3 separate regions of the Homo sapiens genome follow, and all the other regions are linked to region 3. A link is a loop called in an ENCODE intact Hi-C map of the cell type or tissue named here. Cell type or tissue: IMR-90. All regions are shown on one strand.

Evidence for each region. A loop is a pair of places that touch in the nucleus more often than their neighbours do. Peaks named below come from ENCODE experiments on the same cell type or tissue, not always from the same donor. Only the 100,000 strongest peaks of a DNase experiment are listed, where the experiment ranks them.
Region 1: it touches region 3 in a loop (10-fold over the local background); 11 of 110 quality-filtered maps call a loop at or near these places.
Region 2: a loop joins it to region 3, with 3 times the contacts of the local background. A loop is called at or near these places in 20 of 110 quality-filtered maps.

Annotation. Positions count from the first base shown.
Region 1 is chr3:56,039,493-56,047,492 of GRCh38, reverse strand. All of the region lies in intron 7 of ERC2 (ELKS/RAB6-interacting/CAST family member 2), which reads left to right. Among named protein-coding and RNA genes, the nearest start is that of MIR3938, 190 kb to the right of the region's middle. In IMR-90, a CTCF peak has its summit at 4,949; a DNase peak (open chromatin) is centred at 4,972; H3K27me3 peaks cover 568 bases.
Region 2 is chr3:55,166,683-55,174,682 of GRCh38, reverse strand. All of the region lies in intron 2 of LOC124906243 (a long non-coding RNA gene), which reads left to right. Among named protein-coding and RNA genes, the nearest start is that of LINC02017, 7.5 kb to the left of the region's middle. In IMR-90, no CTCF peak of the experiment used is centred here; DNase peaks (open chromatin) are centred at 4,792 and 6,902; H3K27ac peaks cover 3,509 bases.
Region 3 is chr3:54,850,571-54,858,570 of GRCh38, reverse strand. All of the region lies in intron 17 of CACNA2D3 (calcium voltage-gated channel auxiliary subunit alpha2delta 3), which reads right to left. Among named protein-coding and RNA genes, the nearest start is that of CACNA2D3-AS1, 47 kb to the left of the region's middle. In IMR-90, a CTCF peak has its summit at 4,564 (motif pointing left); a DNase peak (open chromatin) is centred at 4,490; H3K27ac peaks cover 779 bases; H3K27me3 peaks cover 162 bases.

The sequences.
Region 1 (8,000 bases), 1.2 Mb before region 3:
AAGTATCTGGCTTATGAACTCTGGCCTTTTTCCTCTAGAAGGACTCCTTGATGCCTTATAGCAGCCCCTTGCATTTTAATATGCTTTTGCAGGGAATTTTGCAGTGACCTGCAGTATGGCACCTATGGATACATCTGGATTTGCATCACTTACCCCAAACATATGCTCTGATTAAGGACAGGATCCAGTGGTATTAAAGGACCAGAGGAATTTGTTAACAAAGCATAGAAGTTGTTGATGGCCATCCCGAAACATTGATCTGTGAGATTCCAAAATTACATGTGGAGAAGCTGCCTTGGACAATAAAAGAACAAAACACATTCTGGATCTTAATAGGAAACAAAAATGCATAGACAAAAGCAGATTGCTTCTTTAAATATCCGATTTCAGAACAAGACTAGCCTCCTAGGAAAGTTTAAGGGACCCTGAATTTAATTGGGAAAAGAAGCCCGGGTTTATGTTTTCTTCAGCGTCAGGCTAGCAGATGAGACTGAATTTTTGACACTTTGCAGAAGACAGACTCCTTTCCACTAGCGGAATGAATCTGGGGCCTGCATCATTATTTTACTTTGTAAATTCTGCATGTGCTGTAATCAGACCTCTTAAATGCAGATGGTTACTGCTGGAAGGAATGAACAACATTAAACTTTGAAAGGAAGAAAATGAAAGGGTTTCTTAACTATTTCAGCTTATCTGTCCAGCCCCAGGGTTTAGATCACAGGCCTACAGGGTGACTGCTCATGATCTTTTTGTGCCTCTTCTCTCTAAGTGGGAGATTCCATGAAGTTCTTTTGCCAGGAACTTGAGAGGCAAAGAATATACAGAATTTGTTTCATTTATGCTGACACTCTGTCCATTAGAATTTATCAGGTCTCATTATTTTATGGGTATTTGTTATATCTTCAGCCTCTTTGTTTTATGGTTGGCCTCCAATGGGTTCTAAGTGAAGATAGGCTATGGATATGATTGTCATAAGTAACTGGTGACTTCCCATTGAAGAAGCCTTTCACAGAGATGGAATCTTTGCATGCCCTTTGCTTTCTCATGAAAGATGCCCTTATCAGTGTAAATACCACCGATGTCTATGCTGTTCTTAAGGAAGGTGCAAGGGAGGAGGAGCTTACTCGCCAACCCTTCTCACCCCCAGCTTCTTCCTGGACCCATGTCCTGTGGGTATCTCCTAAATGGCAGTGAATAATGCTTTCTGAATTCTCAGACCTTTGAAAAATAAGTTCAGTACCGGAAACTTAGGGAGAACATTGTCAATTTTTCTTGAAAAGGGTGATGGTTGAGGGAGAAATTGGGAGTAACTATTATTTTCCAGACTCAGTTTGATGTAAAAATGTTTCAGTGCAAGTGTTTCCAGAGCTCTGGTTCATGGGACTGGGAGATCAAAAATCACCTGTAGCACTTGTTTAACATGTGAATTACCATACCTCTCCCTGGATCTACTGTGTCAGCACTTCTAGTCGGGGGCTCAGGAATCTGCATTATCAGGTATTCAGATGATTCTCGTGTGCAGTCAAATTTGGAAGCCACGCTATTTTTGTGTAATTTTTATATTTTAATAATTGAGTATATTTTTTGCAGGTGTGTGATTCATCACACCACGGTGAGTGATAGGAATATGATGATCCCCTGACTGTATAGAATTGTGTAAATCATTTGGGTGCTGGTGTGTCTCAGAAGTTGCTGAATTATATTCTTATGGGCTTTCTGTCCACCCATCACTTTGTTCCAATGAATAACATATGTCATTGTGTCACAAAAAATTCTTGAGAGGAATTTTTGACCTTAACCTCATGGAAACTCTTAATTTCCAGAAATCCTTTCATGTTTAGTTTCCAAAATATTTGATATAAATTTTAAAGGTGCTCAAAGTTACCGTATAGCATTTGTGAATTTTAGATGCAACACCGTGGCTTTCGTCAGAATGCTAGGTAAGATTATACTTCCCTATAGAAACGCATCTGAAGTGAAGGGGATTTGTGGCACAGGTAGGATCCATCTTTGAGGTGCTTATCAGGGCTATTCAAAACTGGGCTCTGGAAAGATAAGGCTGTGGTATGTCTTGCCATGTAGGTAGAACACACTGTTAAAGACTCAAATGCACAGGTCAAAGAAAAAACATGCTAAATTAGTAAATTATCTTCCCACAGGTCATGCTTGTGAATCTAATTGAAGAAGTGTTACGGTTCTGTTTACATTTCTTGATGTTTCTAAAATGAAAATAAAAAGTAAATTTGCAAATTTGCCTTTAATTCTTGCATGTTAACCGCCCTCTTTTAGAGATAGTCTGATGAGGGTAAAATGCACTTTAATCTCTATTTCTAAAACTTTATGCCAACTAAAAAAGAATTCTAACATACTCTTAGGTTATTTTATAGATTATATTGATAGTGAGCTTCAGTTTTAAAGTATATTTTTCTAATCTACCATAAAATACGTTCTATATCCACTAGAACTATTGCTTTGGTGGTTTCTATTTCTAGCACATGTTACTATGTTTTTGAAATGGAACATTTGCTGTAGGGGACAGAACATTTAGCATGAAGGATACTAAGCAATAACAAAATAAATTGTCTGCAAATAACGATGTAGGGTGCTTTGACATAATGTTTCTATTTTTCAGTCTGGTAGTTCATCTCCCTGTCCTTCCTCTGGGTTTGTATTTGATTTGGGGAGCGAGAGTTAGGATTTGTTTATTTAGGAAGTAGATGCAAGAGTCCAAAAATGAACCGCGTCCTAATCCTGCCCCCGGTGACTCTTATAACAACATTGTGGAGGGATTTTTTGAAATGCTATCTCTTCTTAAGAGGAAATTTTCTGCAATATGAGTATTTTATCCTATTATTTCTTAAATTAAATTAAAGAGCATAGATAGAGTACTTTAAGTTGGAAAATAGTTTCTTGAGTACTGAAGTGCTACAATTTTCCCCCCAAATGAATACATACTTTTAATCTCAAATTTAGTTTATTCTATTATTTCATTTTTGAACTCAAAGGAAATAAATCTCTTCATTTTATTCCCTCCATAGGTTTCAAATGTTCAGCTCATAAAGTTACATAATCTCTTAAAAAAGTAAAAGATCATAACCAAATTTAGAATTCAAAACAAGGACTATACATAAATAATTCTTGAAAAAAAAATCCTAAAACCCCAAGAACACAGTCAAAATTGTGAAAAGGCATCAACTTGAAGTAATTTAAATAGCACAGTTTTATAGCTGTCTTAGAATGACCTTGAAAAAATGTTTCCCAAAACGAATTCTCCCTTAAATAATTCTTTCAGACAGAGTCTTGAAGAACAAACTCTCTTGAAGTGAATTGTTTTCTTTGATGCTGTTCTTTTTCCTGCAAATCCCAGAGGACAGAATATTTGGTTTTAACTTAAGATAATGAAAGTAATTTTACTTTGAGAACTAGGTTTTCAGCCGAATTGTAAAGCCTGTCTGCAGGTGAGATTTAATTTAATCCTTTGAGTACTTAAGAAGCATTCCTGAGACAGTGGCCAAGAAAGTGACAAGATTAGCACTTTGTTTATTGACAGTGTGTGGACAAGAAAAGACTTTTATCCTGAAGAGTTTAATGATTTTTTTTAAGTGATCTTACTGACAAATCTTAATTACTAAAATATACATTATTTAAATAGTCAAAGATTAGATGATGTGTTTGAATTTTAAAGTTAGTTGCAATTGAATTGTAGATGAGGAATTAAACAGTAACAAAGCAACCATGAAAGGCAGGTACTATCTTGTCAACTAACTTATAAGTTTAGAATAGAGTTAGAGGGTAGAAAATGAACGTATGAGTATTAAAAGAAAATGTATTAACGAAAATCTGTGGAAGATCTGTGATATATTTCTCAGAATCAGTCATTTGCATGTGGTTTTCATGAGAGTTTAAAGATTTTAAAAGATTTTTTTTTACTTGTCCTATTGCTTCCTTTTTAATTCCTCTTTTTTTTTCTGAGTGTCTTGTGTTTCCGATAAGCAGTCCAATTTTTCTGATGTCAGACACTATTTGAATAAATAAAGAAGTCCATTACAAATGAAAGGTATATGCATGGTTGAAACTTGATCCCAACGCTATATAACATATATAGCTATGACTTTCCAATAAAATTAGTGCCATAAAAAATTCTTAATCATTTTCTGTTCAATGTGTGCAAATGTACTTTTGCCACACACAATGATCCCCTTGTGTACACTCTGCTTTTTATTTTATTTGGGGAGTACAAAATGTTGAAAAACTAGAATATTTTACATACTAAATTTGATAGGTCTTCAGGTTTTTATATGGAAAACAAACAAAAATAAATCTTCTTTCTGACTATCACGATATCCAGCAGAAATGACTTTACACTATATTAGGAGTTTTTTTCATTTTGCGGGCTCCAGACCTCTTGGCCGCTCTGCCATCCTCTCAATACGTTTAGCCACGGTTAGCAAACCATGAAGATCTTGCCTACAGTAATCACTTATTAATATTTTGAAATCATAAAATATTTCTAGAAGCTCCTTTGGATTTTGCCTGCCATTCCATCATTGGACTTTTTCAGGATGTTCCGTTTTAGGACAATTTGGGGATGTTTTAAATTTGCTGCCTGTTCATTTTATGTCTAAAGGAAAAATTACACAAAATTCCTTACCATTTGGAAACATGTTGTCTTGGTTAGGGGTTTCGACCACATTTTAAAATTAGTTTTAAGAGAAAATGAATTGTATAAATGATCTGAAATTCAGTTAAGCACCGAGAATTGGGAAGCCGCTACTTTTATTTTAGAGTACCTTATTCATTGAAGTCAGACTGCTGACGATAAAAGAGCATTCTAGACCTTTAAACATTGATTATGCACTTTGGGGAGCGGTCTTATTTTCTGCTTTCACCCGTCCATTTGAATTTGGGCTTTGGTAGAGCTTGTATAGTGCAGTATCTCAAATATTCCACAGGGTGTCATGATGTGGTTGGTTGTTCTCAGGGACACTGTTTGGTAGGAGGTATATGAGCCAAGCCTTATCCAGTGTTTTAAACGGCTGGTTCACTTTGTTTTCAGTTGAGGAATATTTACTGAGAACCTCCTATGTGCCAGCCCCACGATAGGAATGCAGATCTTAGTGGTATTAGGAAGCTCCTCTTCTTCGCTTTGTGTTTGGCATTTCAGCCAACAGAATATTTACCAACACAGTGAGTTGGCTTGAATGTGTTTGAATTTATTTCCCATGTAGCTTTATGTCATTTGGGAATGAATCTGAAATGGAAGATCAGGTTTTGCAAACAACTAAATTCCCCAGTTAGAAACTAGTTCTTTTCCCTCCTTCATCTCGTGGGAATGTATAACTATATGTGCAGGTGCAGGAAGGGGGCTGAGAGTTCCTTCTCTAAAAGACTCCTGGGGTAGTTGTGTGGAGCCTGAAGCAGGAGCTGGGGCTTCTTGAGTCTGTCTGAGTGTGAACCTCACTTTGCCGCTAATTTGCTGGGTCACCTTAATCAAGTTACTTTGCTTCTTTTCACTTTAAATCATTGATGGTATTTTCAAAGAGTAAGTGAAAAATAATCTGTTTTTAAAAAGTATTTAGTGGCTTCCATTTCTGCAACAGGGTGTCATAAAGTCACTAATACTTGTTCCTTCCCTCCAAATACAATTGAGTACCTGAAAATAGTACGACAGGCAATCATAAAAGGACTTTGACAGGTAGTAAAGAAGAAAGTGGATTGGCTAGGGACCTGAGGACTTGAAGAACGGCATCATGGTGAGTTTCCTGACTTTTCTTCCCATCTCCCATATATATCTTACTGGGCACTGGAGAGCCCTGCAGCCCTGAATTGCCAGCAAGAATTGGTGGAGGGAAGGAATGAAAGAGGGAAAGGAAGAAGGAGAAAGTGAGAGAGGAAAGGTGGAAGGAAGGAAGAAAGGGGAAGGGAATGCCTGCTTTCTCTGGCCAAAGGAGTGGAACAGGAGAAGCCCAACTGGGATTTAGTAATGGCCCAGTCTGCCCAGAAATGTTGCCAGCCAAGCCCTCAGTAAGCCAACCCATTTTCCTGTCTTACATCTGCCAGAAGTGGTGAGCGCAGGATGCCTACAGCAGCTTCATCAGCAGAGCCAGGGTAGCTCAATCTATCACCAGCCCCAAACTGCTGGTAGAGCCTCTCTGCCCCTAGCAGTGATATCAGTGACCCGGGGAGGAGACTCTTCCACTCCTTTGGTCAGACTGAACTACTATGCTAAACCAAAACAGATGACTTCCTATTAGGTAAAAGATATACATAGAATGTAAATAGGAAAAAAACCCCACCTCTTAAACATATATCTAAAATGTCCAAGATACAATAGAAAATCACCTGTCATACCAAGAAAATAACCCATTATACCAAGAAACCTGTCATACAAGAAAAATCACAATTTTGATGAGAAAAAGACAGCTGACATGAATCAGATAATAGAATTATCTGACAAAAGCTGTAAAGCAATTATCATAAAATTGATTGAATGAGTGATTACAAGTTCATTTAAGAAGTGGAAAACCTCACTGGAAGGACTCAACGGTAGAGTGGAAATGACAGAAGATAGAATCACTGAACTTGAAGACAGATCAATAGGACTTAATCTGAACAACACAGAGAAAATAATACCCTTAGAAAATTCTCTAAGGGGAGATATATAGATACATATATATCTATATGTATCTCTCTATATATATCTATATATATCTCTATATATAGAGATCTATGTATCTATATCTCTCTCTATATATATAGAGATATATCTATATGTATCTCTCTCTATATATCTCTCTCTATATAGAGATATATGTATCTATCTATATATGTATATATACATATACATCTATATATGTATATATACATATACATCTATATATTATATATACATATATAGATATATATGTATATGTATACATATATACATCTCTATATACATATATAGATATATATGTATCTATATATCTCCCCTTAGAGAATAGCTATAAGGGAGATGAGTGCTGTAGCTTATGCTTGTAATCCCAGCTACTCAGAGGAGGCTGAGGTGCGTCATTACACTGAGCTATCTATGCTCATGCTACTGCACTCCGGCCTAGGTGACAGAGGGAGACCCTGTCTAAAAGAATGGCAAAGGAAGCTCTCCAAGCAGAAAGGAAATAAAGTGTAATGGAAAAAAAATCAAAGTAATTAATAATAAACTGCATATAAACTAAATAAAACAAGCTATCTTTCTCCTTGTGGTCCTTAAATCACGTATGTGATGGTTGAAGAAAAATTGTAACATCTGTTTTGGTGTTCAACGTCTATGTTTCCTTTGCTGTGCAAAAGCTTTTTAGTTTGATGCAATCCCATTTGCCTATTTTTCCTTTGCTACCCGTTTTGGGGTTTTATTTAAAAAAAAATCATTGGCCAGATCAATGTCAAAAAGCTTTTTCCTTATGTTTTCTTTGGGCAGTTTTGCAGTTCCAGCTCTTGTATTTAAGTCTTTAATCTATTTTAGTTGGTTTTTACATGTAGTGTGAGATAAGGGTCCAATTTTACTTTTTTGCATATGGATATCCAGTTTTTCCAACATTATTTATTAAAGATATTCTCTTTCCCCTATTGCATGTTCCCGGCAATTTTGCAAAGAAAAATTGACTACAAGTGCATGGATTTATATTTGGAATTTCTATTCAGTTCCATTGATCTGTATGTTTGTTTTTATGCCAGCACCTTACTGTTTTGATTACTATAGCTTTGTAGTATATTTTGAAATCAAGTAGCATGATGCTTCCAGATTCATTTTTTGCTGAAGATTGCTTTAGCTATTCAGGGTCTTTTTTGGTTTCATATGAGTTTTAGGATTTTTTTTTCTATTTCTGTGAAAAATGACATCGGAATTTTCATAGAGATTGATTTGCATCTGTAGAATGCTTTGGGTAGTATGGAGATTTAAGCAATATTAATTTTTCAAATTCGTGAACATGGGATATCTTTCCATTTATTTGTGTCTTCAG
Region 2 (8,000 bases), 320 kb before region 3:
TTAATTAATACATATAAATTACTTAGCTGTACATAGTAACTACCCAATAAATAATGCCTTCTAGGAGATTTTGTGCTAAGTATGAGGCAAGGTTTAAGTCCTAGTGAGGTGCAGATCACTGGGCCCAGGGCCACCTACTGTGGAGCTCACAGTCTAATGGAAAGAAGAACAACAGTTTTAATTTTCTTTTCTCCAAGGGATCAGAAAATTCTGTCTTTAAGCAGGCAGATTTCTCATCTGCCTGTAATGATACTCATGCAATAGGATAAATGGATTGAGGAGTATTCCCAGGCTCATCTTTTCCCCTAGCCTAGTAGAGAGAATCCTATGGGTACCGCCTCCATTTCTATCTCTTAGCCACCATCAGCAGGATGACTGAATCTGACATAGAGGGTGGGAAAAACTAGGTCAATCTCCACAATAAAACATCAAGTGAAAAAGGAGGGGGGAAAGCAAAGTGCCATCTTCAGAACACAGCAAGGGCATGCAAATGTGTGCATGTAGGGTGTGTATGTTGGGTATACATGCATGTGTGTGTTTTGCGAGTGCGTGCTGTGTGTGTGAGTGTATGTGTTGGGGGCTGGGGTGGTTCCAGTGTAACTTCAGGGTTTAGGGAAGGTATAAGACAATAAGATTGAAGTAAGTATTACAAGGATCTACATTTTCTTTCTTGTTGTCAAAATACAGGAGTAAAAGAACTCTATTCCTCTATTATTACTTTTGGCTCACTGATTGTATTTGTGCAAGTCATGCTCCTTGGAGACCAAAAAACCATGTGGTTTTATGGGGTATGGAACACCTATTTGCCAGGAACCTTGCTGGCCCATTTGTTTGAGAGAGACTCTCAAGTTCTGCCTGTCCTTGATCAACACCCTAAAGCAAATAAGATTTCAAGGTTGTTCCAGTCTTGGAGAGCCCAGCCACATGATTGCTTGGGCATCAGTGGGTTCTTTTTCTAGTCTCAGAGCCTTCAATGCAGAGTATGCAGTTATGAATCATTTCCCAATCTTAGACCACTGTGCCGTGGCCTCTCTAACATTGGCAAGGACTATTACAATCACAGGGGACAGATTCTACAAACACTAATGTACAGCAGTTTCCCAAACTTCCCTGATGGTGAAAAAACTGATTCCTGGGATCAATCTAGCAATACTGAAGCAGAAATTCTAGATGAAATGTCCAGAAATCTGGATTTTTGACCAACATCACAGGCAACTTTTATCAGTAAAGTCTGGAACAACGGTGTGGATGTTTCCAGCATTGCCAAAGCTCCCTACCCATGAAGAAGAAGCCAGGTGTCTTTCATGACTGGTGTACTAGCCACCTATGGTAACTAAAGTTGAGGATGAGAGATGAGGACCCATTACCCTGCACCCAACTTAGCAGCACCAAAGTTCATTATCTTTAGGGGCATAATTAGTTCAGGTAGAGCAAAGCTACACTGTAGACACAGTTGTCGATGTCTGCTTGCCCTTCCTCACCTCCTCTTCTCACATTCCTCTCTGAGCCACTCACTTGCTGCCTCTGGGCTCACTGCTCTTTTGAATTCCTGAGGTCAACGCTTTAAATATGATACCCTAAAGCCCCCAGATGAGCTCACCTCTAGATCTCCTGAGAGCAAGTTTCTCGACAGAATATATTAGTATCCTGGCAGCAGCTGGAGGATCAAAGCTAAATCTCCTAAACTGTATAAGTGGAGACTCCCTGCCTAGGGCTTCGGACACCCCTTCAACTTACTGTTGGGTATAGCTACCATACTTTCCTTTGACTACCAAGAGCAGTGTGACCTTGATTCAGAAGTTGCCATACAGGTTTTATTGAGAACCTGTGAATCTTCTCAGAGTATTTTTAGTTGAAAAGTATTGTGGAATTTTATTAGTTTTCTATTGCTGTGTAACAGTATTACCACAAACTTAGCCACTCAAAGCAGCACACATTTATTTTCTCACAATTTCTGTAAGTCAGAAGTCCAGAAACTACTTAGCTGGGTCCTCTGCCTAGAGTCTCATAAAACTGCATTCAAGGAGTTGACCGGGGCTACGGTCTCATCTGAGTCTTGACTGGGGAAGAATCTGTTTTCTAACTAATTGAGGTTGTTGAGAGAATTTAGTTTCTTGAAGCTGTAGAACTGAGAACTTCCATTTTTTATGGCTGTTGACCAGAGGCCACCCTCAGTTCCTTGACATGGGTCTTCCAACATGATCACATGGCACATCAAAGCAAGCAAGTTGGGGAGAGACCCCAGCAAGACTGGTGCTACAATCTTATATTATATAATCATACACATGTAATCACATACATTTTGTCCCCTTTTTCATGCTCTTTTGATTAAAAGAAAATCACAGAGCTGGGCACGGTGGCTCATGCCTGTAATCCCAGCACTTTGGGAGGCCAAGGCGGGCAGATTGCCTGAGGTCAGGAGTTCGAGACCAGTCTGGCCAACATGGTAAAACCCCATCTATACTAAAAATACAAAAAAAAAAATATCCGGGTGTGGTGGCACGCACCTGTAATCCCAGCTACTTGGGAGGCTGAGGCAGGGGAATTGCTTGAACCAGGGAGGCAGAGGTTGCAGTGAACTGAGATTGTGCCACTGCACTCCAGCCTGGGCAATAGAGCAAGACTCCATCTCAAAAAAGAAAAAAAAATTACAGGTCTTGCCCACATTCAAGGGCATGCGCACCCCCAGATGACCCTGAGGGGGATTACCTTAATGAGTTTGTGTGTGAAAGCAGTGATCACTAATTAGAGTGTCTGCTCAACCCCAAAACAACACTACTTCTCTAAGACGTGGGTTAACTGTGGCAGCCATGTGTGTGCTGTGGGACCCCGTACCCTGACCAGAGTTGATTGATGGGCAGGCAGAGACCCAACCCAAAGTGAAGCAATCAAATTCTGCCTTCCAGGATTAGGGCACTGGAGTTTACAAACAGCCAGTTAGTCTGAGCTATTTTCCTTCACGGAAGAGAAGACAACTATTTGTTGGGTGATCTTTTTCCAAAATGTACACGTGGGAAAGACAGAACAAAATTGGGACAGAGAGAATGATGAAGGTGATCTCCAGGGGAAAAAAATGAAAATTAGAGATGGAGAAAACAATTCACAATTCACTTGGGTTTCCAGTGGCGATCTAGTTTATGGTTCCAGGTTCTTATGTAACACATTGATGATGAGTTCCAGAACTCTTTCAATATCCTGTCAGTAAATCTTCTATTTTGCTTAAGCTTGTTCAAGTCGGCTCCTGTTCCTTGTCAAGGTAAAGAATCCTGATTAAGTTGAGATCTCAAAGCGGGCCTTATCTGTTCCTCACTTATAACCTCTCCAGCCTTCATTCACCTGCCCACACATCCATCCACCTAATAGGCATTTCTCTACTCCCTCATATGGCCCCTGCACTGTCCTGGATGCTGGGATACAACAGCAAACAAGACTTGAGCTCCTCACCCTCACCACCTCACAATCTATGGAGATGCCAGGCAGGTAAGCAGAGTCCCAGGTGGGAGGTGCTGAGGAGCACAGAAAAGAGGCAGGAACCTGAGCCTGGGGAGGAGGTCTCCAGGAAGGCTTCCAAGAGGAAGTGGCTAAACTGAGATATAAGAAGCAAGTCAGGACTAACCAAATGAAGGGGATAGCAGAGACAATTGTGCCAGGCAATGGGAACAGCATGTGAGGAGGGGACAAGGCAAATCTGTACAGCCTGGGAGCAGGAGCAAGACAAGTCTGCAGTCAAGAGAGCTGAGTGTATATGAAGAGACCTTTCATGGAAATGGTGAGAAAGCTGACGTTTTATACATCTGTCCCCCAAAACTATTACATCTTTGAAGCTAGGCACTGTAATTTTTTTTAAATTATGAACACTTAGCTTTCCATTAGGGATTTATTAATTTAAAAGTACGTGTTAGGGCATCTTATTTACTTTTTCACTTGTATAAATTAAAATTCACTCTTTTCAATGTAGACATCTATGATCTCTGACAATGCATGCAGCTATATAACCACCCCCATTACCACAATAGAGAATAGTTTCATCACTCAAAAAACTTCCCTCAAGCTGCTGCTTTGTGATCAACCCCTCTCCCCACTCCCTGCCCTTGCTAATATTCTGTATGTTCAGTATTTTATTTAATCTTCATATCTACCTGTGCAGTATAGATAGTAGTATTCTACTTTACAGATGAGGAAACCAAGGCTCAATGGATTGTTGTCTTCCTTCTTTCCCTGGCTTCCTTCTAGAATTGAGTGATTGCTCTGTCTGTGAAGATAAGGGGCCTGTTCCCTCAGATCATCAAGTAAGGCACTCACATTTGTCAGGTCACACACAAGAAAACATCAAGTCAGTTCAGAAAATTGCCCCTTGTTTTCTAAGACTTGAGCTCTGTGCTGAAAGGATATAAGAACAGAAAACTGGCATTATCCCTGGGTCAGATCTGCGTTTCCTGGCCTTCTGCTGTGGGGCCGAAGGCATGCATTTCATGAAGCCAATAAAATGCACCTTGTTCTCAAGAAATGTTACAACAGCTGGCTTCCAGATCCTCTGATTGTTATGTCTTTTTTGAGAAGTATCCATTAATTACTTTTAATCATCTCTTGATTTTACCAGGAAGGTCATTATTTCTACAGGGAGCTTACGGACAGATTTGGGAGTGTTTTCATGTTGTTTTTTTCCTGTGGTGTGGTGTAACTTTCTTTGTCATCAATACATACGTCAAAGCAGGCTAACCAGAGTATTTCCCCAGCCACAGCATATGGTTGGGTCATGCAAACAACCATCGTAAATCCTCCTTGACAGTGGCCCAAAATGATATCGTGACCTGGTCCCAGTGGAATCCAGATTTATGAAGATCTGAATGTGAGAACTGAGTGTTAGGAGCATGGATTTTTGAAAATGTGCCACATGAATACATCTGTCTATTTATATGGCTACTTGCCTCCATATGTGGCCAGTGAATGAAAAATATGTGCAGAGGTATTTGAAAAATTCTTGAGGTGCCTGAATAAGCTCGCCTGGTCCCTGGCACAGAGTCAGCACCCAATAAATATTCCCTGAGTGAGTGAGTGAATGGATGGATGAAGGAAGTGGAACTTGGGTCAGTTATAAGGCATCTCATTTTTCTAGAAAGTAGCTCACTACTATAAGGGCATACTTGATTACCTTTTCTACTTCTGAATGCACCCAATTTTGTTCAGGAAACCTCTGTATCCTCAATCCCAGTGGTAACTCTTAGTCTAAGCTAATCAGAACATGGCATTTTTTCATGGAGACTATGATTGGTCTGGGAAGATGCAATGTGACCTCTGTTGGCCCAATCAGATTAAAGGGGATGAGTTTTAAGTCCATGGCATGGGAAGAAGTTTTTCATTTTTTTTTCTCTGGGGAAAGACAAGGGATGTCACCCTATTTCTGCTCTAGGGCTTTTCCCTTCCATGCCAAGATCCTGCCTGGGCTGCCCCATTTACCTTATGACCTTGAGGGGAATCATTTTGGATTTGAGCCTAGTCCTGTGTAAAACAGAGAGCAGAAAACAATCTTATTCTTGATGACATAGTTGAGCTCCTGGACATTCCTGGAGAAGACCAGGATGCTGGACCAGATTTCACTCTTGTTGTTTGACAGAGCAATTTCCTTCTGGTTACCTTATGTTGGAATTTTTGTTGCTCTCTCCTGAAAACAAAAAGCTAAGGTGAAAGTCTGAAGTTGAGAAGAGAATAAGGAAGAAAGCTCAGTTAGTTATTTTGTGTTGTTTCTATCAACAATAATAGCAACTTTTGCATGTAGAATACATGCATGAAGATTAGTGTTAGATCCTGTCTTTCATTGTATGTATACACACCCCTGGGAGGTGAGTACTGTTATGCTTGCTTTGCTCACCTCCCTCAGGTAAGATTTGCCCACCTGGAAAAGAAGTTTTCCTCCTTTTCTAGTGATGCTGTGAGTCTTTTTCTTTCCCCTTATTAGTTTTTGCGCTGGTTTCCCTGGCAACAAAGAGAAAAAGAGGTTTCCATTATTATGTACTTCACAATCTGTCATGTCTTCATCCATTCATACTATTGTCCTTCTCACTGGTTCATGAAATTTAGAAAATGGGTTAGCAATTATTCCTTTTGCAGTTACTATAAGCAGGGTGTAGGCACGGAAGAAAGAGAAGAGGAACAGCATGGTCTGCTTTGTTTATGCAAGTTTTACAAAGAAACATGAAAACAACCCTTGCCTACAGTGATCTTATTCTCTAATTGGGGCACCAGGGCAGGGCATTTCAGATGGTGATAAGATACTTGAATAAATAGAAATACAAAACTGTGTTAGCCATCAAAAGCTAGCATGTCATTAATTCTTGGATGAGAGGAACATATTACTTTCAAATCCAGACTTATTTTTTTTCCTCCACCATCATCTTTTGCCTGGAGAGCTGCAGTGACTTCCAGATCTGCTTCCACCCTGTCTACTGTCAGATTGATTCTTCACACTGAAACTAGAGAGATTTTGTGGAGAAGCAACGCAGACCATGTCATTCCTCTGCTCTTTCTTGCATGCCTACAAGATTCTGCCTGGGGCGTTCCTCCAACCGCTATACCCTGGTCTTATGCCATGCCCCGTCCAATTCTTTCTGTTGCTTTCCTTTTGGGAAATTTCCAGCCCCACCAAGCAAAGGCCTTTTCATATGCTGTTCCCTCTGTCTGAAACACCCTTTTCTCTTCTCTTCAATTACTCAACACCTATTTATCTTCCTTCCTTTCTCACTTCAAACATGCCATCCTCAGCAAAGCCTTCTTTGAACTCCTTGTGTCAGATAAAACCTACAACAGGCTCTCATAGCACTAAGGATCTTCCCTTTGGCCTTGTCCCAGCTGCAGCTCTGCAGTTTGAGTCATCATTTAAGATACACCTCCAGATAGAGAGGGATCTTATCCATGTTTAGTCACTATTGGATCTCCAGAGCTTGACAAAGCATCTGGCATATGGTAGATGCTCAGTAAATATTTATTGAAAGAAAGAATGAGTATATAAACATGCAATCCATGCTCACTTTGTGCCAGACACCATGCTATGAACCTAACCATATTTTCATGTACTTATTAGAACTCTTTAGTTCCTTTCTATGAGAGAAACACTATTGTTGTCATTCCCATTTTATAGTTGAGAGCACTGAGGCTTAGAGAGATGAAAGGTGTCCAAGGTTACACACCAAGTAAGTGAGAGAGCTGGGATTCCAGCTAGGCACGTGGCTTCACATACTGAACTCTTAACTACTGGCCTCTGCCACGTCTCACAGAGGAAAGAAAGTTCTGGAAGGTCAGAGGAAGGAGAAGCTTTGTAAGCAAGCAGGAGTTTGGGCTAGTCCCAAAAGGCAAGCTGGCTTCATCCAGAGAGGGGATAAGAAGGAGGAGTGGTGCAGTGGCACACTGCCAACCTAAAGGCACCTTAGAGCAAGGTTCCCTTCTGGGTGGGTGAATTAGAAAAAAAATGCCTTGTCCTTCCTGCAAGAGCTGGCTTAATTTCAGCTTCCACTTTCTGGCTCTCTGGGCCACCCTCACCACTCTTTTTTTCTTTTTTCTTTTTTTTCCAGTGCACAAACCACTCAGCCATATGCAGCACTCTGCAGGCATGAAGACTCAGAGGCAAAAAAACAAGAAGTGAAAAACTCCATTTGGCTAGAGTGGAGGCTTTCTGAAGCAGATATAAAAGTCTAAGACTTGTGCTGTCCAATATAATAGCCCCTTACCACACGTGGCTATTTAAATTTCAATGAATTAAAATTCAATACAATTGAAATATCTGTTCGTCAATTATATTATCTGCTTTTTATAGCTACCTGGACTTGATAGCTGCCAGAGTGGAAAGCACAGATAGAAAACATTTCCATTGTTGTGGAGAGTTCTATTGGACAGCTCTGGTCCAGAAAGCAAGGTGGAGCCATTGACTGTAAAAAAATTGCTCACCCTTTATGCATGCCATGGGCTATGAGGAGTCATGAAAGGGTTTTAAGCAGGGAAGTGGTGTG
Region 3 (8,000 bases):
GTTATGAAAGTTCTAATGCAATGCCTGCTTCTCAGGCTTTCTCCAAGCTGTTCTGCCTGCTATTGTCTGGGCAGTTAACATTTTAATTAATAACTCTCTCCCCCCAGCAGGCTGTCACAGATGGAAGAGGAGAGTGTTTCATTCTGCCTTGAGCTCCTACTTCCTGTGTATTCCTACCCCCGGTGAGATGGTCCTTTAAATTACATAAAGATGTGCATCAATCACATGGAGAAAAGCAATTGATCAATTAGATGACACTGGGCAAGTTAGAAGCCAGCACTCACATCCCAGCCTTGCAATAGGGCTAGGGTCTGCATTCCTGAGCTGAGGCTAGTAGCTGGCAGCTGAGGCTCATTTCCCCCACAAGGGGAAGGAGGTGCAGACAAATCTACAGGAATTTTTAAGAGATCATTATTCAACACTTTGCCTGTAATTACATTTTGATGAGGTTTTTATTGCTAATTCATCATCCAAGATGGGGCATTCTAGATATGAAATTAATCTAGTAGAACAAAGGTCAGAGTGTGTCCAGTGAAAAGAAAAGCCTTTTCCTCATCAAATCCTTTCTTCAAATAATAAAGCAGCCGAGAATCCTATCTTCTAAATCAAATTTCCTTAAAGTGCCTACTCTCAGTTATTAATAGCATAAAGCCAAGGCTCCTTGGTACTTCTACAAGCAAATGTGGATTCTCCAAGCAGGCTGGTGTGTTAGGAATACATGCTCAGGGGCCTGAAATGGAATGGGAAGCATGCTCAACGCCATGGTGTTAATGTAAAAGCCTATGTGAGAGCACTCAAAACTGCATTTGAAGCTCTAGTCTACAGCAAATCAATTTTTGCAGAGACACATCAGCCTGCTGGTGTCTTGGCTTGAATTCTCTCAGAAGTCCCTGAGAACAGGATTCAAGTGCAAAGTTTTTATTTGACAGGGATTCCCAGGAAATACCCGCAGGGACATGGCAAAGTGATTCAGAGATGGGAGGGCAGCCAACAGGGTGCAGGCATGTTACCACTACGGGCAACTGTGGCATAATCCCATCAGGGAACTCTGGGAGCCAGTGTAAAACACAACCCTCAGAGACACCCCACCTGAGAAGGGCAGTCTTTGGCTGAGGGATGCTAATTTCTCGTCACATCTTGTCTGCTGCATGCCTGAGAAGAGATGACTACAGAAGCCAGAGAAAGCCTTCACCTAGCTGCTGTCAGGTATGAGCCATGCTACACATACAGGAATGGTCAGAGCAGAGTGGAGGAAACGGGGCAGTACCAGCAACGACTTCACGACATGCAGCCTCAAATAGGAATTTGTCAACAAAACCTGGGTCACCTACCCTTCTTTGAAAATCTGGCCTAAATCTATGAACAGATTCCAGAACCCAGCATATTCACCATCCCCATGCCTCAGAGTTTTTGTACACACTGTTTCTTCAGCCTGGACCAGTCTCCACAGTTTTTCTCATCCTCCAGGACTCAGCTTAATACATCATCCTGGCCAGGCATGGTGGCTCACGCCTGTAATCCTAGCACTTTGGGAGGCCAAGACAGGTGGCTTGCCTGAGCTCAGGAGTTTGAGACCAGCCTGGACAACATGATGAAACCCTGTTTCTACTAAAACACAAAAAGTCATCAGAGCATAGTGGCAGGTGCCTGTAATGCCAGCTACTCAGGAGGCTGAGGCAGGAGAACTGCTTGAACCTGGGAGGTGGAGAATGCAGTGAGCCGAGATTGTGCCACTGCACTCCAGCCTGGGCAACAAAGTGAAATTCTGTCTCAAAAACAAAAAACAAACAAACGAAAAAACCATCATCCTTAAGAAAGGGTCTCCCTGACCATCTAACTAAGGCAGGTACCTCTCCCGACTTTTTGTTTTCTCAGATTTTTGTTTCTTTTGGCGAGCTTATCCAAATTGTGTAGTATTTTTATTTATCAGTTTGTTTTAGAACTTTAAAAACCCACATCTTCTCTATGAGAATGAAAACACCAAATAAAGGGACAATTCTATCTGCTTTATCACTAGATCTTTGGCATCTAATAGGGTGTCTGCCACATGACAGGTGTTCAACAGACAAATGCCAAGTGAGGGAAGGACAGGAGCAGGTGGGGGAGGGAAAGATGGGAGGAAAAAGGAAGGGAGGAAGGGTTCCAGTCACACACAAATGAGCAAGTAACTCATCCATGTTATCTGAAAGGCCTTCTGCTGCTCCCAAGCATGCTGGACTGTGGCCTCAAAGTTATAGGCTGCAAACCAGCTCCCTGCAGCCTTCCCTAGCTACCCAGTGCACAGCGAGACACCAGGTACTTTCATAAATTCTCCTTCTTGTCAGTACTCTCAACCGTGGTGCTTGATAACATATTGTTTCATTGTGTGCTCGATTTCCTACACATGGGTTTTCTCTCGTCATTTATTTGTCATTCCACCTCCTTTGCCAAGTACCTCACCAGGCCCTGGATATACAAAGCTGAACAAAACACAGTCTCATCAGTGTCTTCATGCTACTTGCAGCACAGAGGAGCAGATGTGTCATGATATTTCTACAATGTCGTGGGGAGCCCAGACTCAAAGGTCCATGCAAGAAGACTTGAGGAATGGGGACAGACCCCTCTGTGGGGGAAGGGGAGGCTGAGAGGACTAAAGTTTTACAAAGGAGGGGTGACAGGGCAGCAGGAGGTGGTGTCAGACTGTGAGCTCCTTGAGAGCAGGGGTCAGAGCCACACCCAGCAGTGGTTCCCAGACTTTGGGATTCATGGTTGGATCAGTCAGGCTGCTCTGGTTGCCAGCAACAGATAACAATTCTTAATCACTTGAGCAGAAGGGGGAGCTTATTGGAAGGGAATATGGAAATTCTCCACTCCCACTACAATGGGAGATAGATAAATAATGAATGAATCAATCAATAAAGGACAGAGGGTCTCTCATTCTTCCTTTTTCTTTTTCCTTCCCTCCATCTCTTTCTTCCTTCCTCTCTCCCTCCTTCACTTTTCTTTGCATTCTTCCATATTTCCTTTCTTCTTTCTCTCTTTCTTTCCTGGCAGAGTAATGACTATAAAAGACAAACCTTCCATGTATTCTCACCTTCGTATCACTCAGGGCCACAGCAGGAAGCACGTGGTATACATGAGCTGGCAAATTAAGGAGGATTTAGTAAAGAGGCTCTTGGAAAGGCCTGGGCAGGGTGTAGGAAATGACAGGAAATGGTGCAGCACCCTGAAGTTAGAAACAGTGGGGCGCACCCACCCATCTGCATGAAGGGTCAGAGGGAGAAGCAGGTGCCGGAGCCCGGAGACTAGTAGGCTTATGAAGCTTTAGAGGGGGTGCAGCCAGTCCCAGAGGACACGGGTGAACACACAGCCTGACTCCCCTCCCCTCTCTCCATTTCCTGTGAGTGTCCCCCACTCAGCAGACCCAGAGTCGCAGCCCAGATCAGAGGGGTCACTGCTGTGTTCCATACAGGTGGGCATCCTAGGGCCAGGGGGATGCTGTCTGGAGAGGCTGACAGAGGCTCTGCAGCCCAACCTGGCATTTTGTCAAATAACCTGAGGACACAGCTTCAGGATTAAAGAACATTCTTTCAGTTGAATAAGCTTAATTTTATGAAGAAAATACACTGTCCTACAAAGCAGGGGTTCCTTGCTGGCAAGAGGGACCCAGAAGAACTATGGGCTCACAGAGGTGGGTAATTATCTATAGCTGTCTTCTTGGTTTTTCTTCTGAAGACTGACCCGAATTTACTTTTTGCTTGACACATTCCTTGGCCTAAGCATCAGGGAATATCTTTTTTGCCCTTCAAATATGTAGTTATTTATTAATTTAATTTTTTAAATCATTATATATAGAGAATCTTCACACACAGTCAACCCCTCTGTGGTGAGCACTCCACGCACGAGGCAATGAGAACTGACCCAGGCAAGGCACCCAGGGCTCTCAGCACAAGGCCTGGCCCGAGACCCGTGGTGAGGGCAGTGTTGTGATTCCTGGTAGCCTGGGTGCTGCGGCGCCTGGCACCCAAAGGGGATTCATAAGCACACTGTCCATAATAAAAAAAATACCTGTGGGATTGATTCCAGACCCCATCAATCCCTTGAGTGTCCAAGCACACACCCAGTCACAGGAGCTGTGGGTTCTCAAGGTTTGCAGAAAGGGCGTAGCTCCCACCCAACAGAAACCCAGGCACCCACTGACTTGAGTTGTAAGCCCTCCCCTCAACGCTGCAATCTGTCCACTCGTGCCCAGACCAGGCAGTGAGGACGGTGCCCTCACCAATTCCGTCAGGAAGAAAGCACACAAGGCTCTGTTTTCTTTTTCTTTCTTTTTTTCAAACCAAATGATGTATTTCCAAAAGAACAGGCTCGCTACGTGGGGTCACACAGTCTTGTTTATTTTTTCTCAGAGAACGCTCTCCTCTGAGCAGATACACTTACTAAGCCTCTGTTAATTCTTTCTTTGAAACTAAACGAAATGGACTCAGACCAGGCCTAGGTTGCAGTCGCCCGGGCTCTGTTCTGAGAATGTGCACTGGCAGGGGCTGGCTCTGCATGGGGACCGGGTACTCGGCGGTGCCCGCGCGCCACCTACTGGACAGTCTCTTTCAGTTCAGCAGCAGCCTGAGAGCGGGGGTCCAGGAGGCTGGCAACAGATCCCTGCATTTGGGGACCACCGAAAGTTCCGTGAACAATGCTAGGCCCAACTCCCCATCCCCCCACCCCCATAGGCTGTGGCCGGCAGAATGCATGGTCCTGAGATGAGACAGAGAAGTCAGGCCTGAGGTCAGTGATCCTGGGGAGACTGTAGAGTATCTGCTGAGTGCAGTCCTCCCCCACCTCCTCTGGGAAGCCCTTCTGCATCTCAGGGCACCCTTCCTCTAAGGAAAAGCAGAGACTTTGTCTGTGAGCCCATAGTTCTTCTTGGTCCCTCTTACCACCAGGGAACCCTTGCTTTGTGTGATGAGCTTCTTGTGGGCAGAGACCTCCTTCTACCTGCTTCTATGTCTCCATTAAATAGCATAGTGCTGGACTTAAGGACATCTGATGAATGCTTGCAGGCAAGCAGGAGGGGATAGGGAGGGATGAAAAGAAAAGGGAGCTTAACCAACCACATTTCTGTTTCTGCACCCGACGTAGCAAGGACTCAACAAATGTTTGGTGAATGAACGTGTGTCACCTGCTCTTCTCATTTATTGTAAGAAACTGGTACTCAGATATCCAACCATCAGCATCACTCAAACATCCTGCAGATCATTCACCAAATATTTACTGACTACCCGCTCTGTGTAGTAGCAAACTCCCAGCTATTCACAAAGGACCACAGGGGAGAAGTTAAACAATAGACGTTTTCCAAGAGTGGTGATTCAAGAAAACTAAAGCAGGGGATGTGATGGAGAGTGATGGAGGAGTATGGCTTCTCTGGGTGGGCGCAGCGATGCTTCTCTGAGGTGACATCTGAGCTAAGAAGTGGAGGATGAGAAAATGCCAGTAAAAGGTGTACCTGGGACAAGATTTCAGGTAAAGAAGAGTTGAGCATGAGAATTTGGAGCAGGAAGGAGCTTGCGGTTTCTGAGGAACGGACGAAAGGACCTGCTATTTCCTCAGTTGCGGAATTGCATAGTTAAGAAAAATTCCATTTGACTTTCACATCTAAATTCTTTGGAATTATACAGAATCTCTTCCTATGGCCTATTGCTTGAACTAAGTCAGCTGGATTCTAGAAGTGCTCCTACCTTTTTAAACCCTTATTTAAACTGATGTTTGATGTGCACTGTCTAGTTAGCATTTAACACATATTCACATGTGTCCATGGGGGATGTCCACTTAGTTCCATACAAGAGGACTAAAGTGTGAGAACATTTACACTGATTAGCATGTCCATGTATCAATCCATGGATTTAATAACCTTTCATGAGGACCCATCTATAACCACTAACAAACGTGCACTGCCCAGGAATCCACAAGAACAAAGAAGCAGAATCCATGTTTGGAATGGGGCAAGGACAGTCCAGAGTGACACAGGGAAAGGCGAGTGCCATCCTGGAACCCAGGCTGTGGAGAGCTGGTGGTGGAAACAGCAATATTAAATTCCAGCGGAGGTGCGAGGACTCTTGGGTTAGGAAAACTTAAACTCGTTCAAGAGTTCATCTGAGTTTTCCAGAACAACAGAAATGGCTTTGGCATCAAAACATTCTGATTTAGATGACCTAAGTGCTCAGGTTCACCTAGTGTGGCTACTGCTTTCCACCCACTGGCCTCCATGACAGTTTGTCTGCGGAAGTCTAGATGGCGTAGGGGTGAACCTACATGGCTAGAATAGGCAGAGTTTCCAGGCCAAACTATGGAGCTCATCTGCCCTGGCAATCAAGTCAAGGCCCCTTGAATTCTGGGCAACCTCCCACTTCCACTCCTGGACACTGGAGAGGCTACAGCCTGGGAGGGAGGGAGGGGTGGTGGCCACGGCAGAGGAGGCTAACTGGCCACTAACTGTTGGCCCAGACTTCCAGGATGGCACAATGACGGGTGGTGGTGGAAATAGAGCCTGCTCTAACCCACTTTAAGGAAAGAGGAGGTCCTATAATCCATTTTATCTAGAAGGGTCCAAAATGTCTGGTCACACTCTAGACCTGTGCTGTCCCTTATGGGGGCCACAGCCACTGGTGGGTCTTGAGCACCTGCAATGTGGCTTGCCTGAATTGAGATGTGCCATGTAGGATACACATCATATTTCAAAGATTAGCATGAAAAGAATGTAAAATATCACATTAATAATGTCTGCATTGATTATATATTGAAACACTGATATTTTGGATATGCTGGGATAATAAAATATATTCTTAAATTTAATTTCACTTGTTTCTTTTGTATTCTTTTAGATGTGGCTCCTAGAAAATTTGAAATTACATAGGCAGCTCCTGTTTGTGGCTCACATTATATTCCTACTGGACAGTGTTAAGTCTAGACAGATTCTGACATGATTACCTCGGTACTGGTCCAAATGGCTGCAAAGACCAGGTATCCCAGTCACTCCCACCCTCCAACCACTCTGCCTCCCATTTCCTGAAGAACCCACGCAGCAGAGTGAACTTAGTACACCTAAACTGACTGGGGTTAAGGGTCCTAGTTCTGGCACTTTCCAGTTATGTGATCTGGGAGACGTCACCTTAGGACTCAGTGCCTCAGCTTCCCATCTGTAACATGAGGATATTTACCTTCATCTTAGAGAAGCCCAGCTGCTCAGCCCAGTACTCACAGTTGTCCTCACTTCAACTCCAGGCTGCTGCTAGATGTATCTTCCACCTGGACCTCCCCTCCCCTTCATCCTTTCCTTAAGCCTCTAGGCCTTTCCAAGGCACATAATATCCTAGGCTTGCTATTCAATTAGTCAGTGATTAAAAGCATTAACACATGTGAAACACTTAGAATAGTTCCTGTCCCATAAAAAGGAATCAGTGAATGTTAGAAAAATATACTAATACCAACAACAACAAACAAATAAAAAGCGCATCTTCTCTACTGTCCACAGTTACTGATACACGTATCGTATCCATCCTATTAGAGTTTGAGTTATTGGAGGTAGGGCACATCTCTGTGACCTCTCTGAGCAGCTTGCTCAAGCCTACAACATAGTGAACATTCAGTGTATGTTGAAGGAATGAATGTGAATTTCTCTCCATCATTTTTACCTCCCATCTCATCCACTCCCACATATGTGACCCATGTGACTGGCAGATTTTCATCCAGAATGAAAACCCTACAGCATCCTTCCTCATCTCCTGGGTTTGCAGACACAGAGCAAACAGCTTCTGGCCAATTTCAATGCAGGCTTCATGGAAATGAGTCCTAAATTTTGCCTGCCTGAGGCTCCTCTGTGGAACCCTGCCATTGCTGCAGCTGCTGAAAGGGAACCTCCTTTGTGTTCTCCTGTCGGTTTGACCAGGTCCACATTCCAGACCTCCTCCTTGGGGGAAGGAAATCAATTTAGCTGTCCCTTTATTCTAAAAGGTAGGGACAGATGG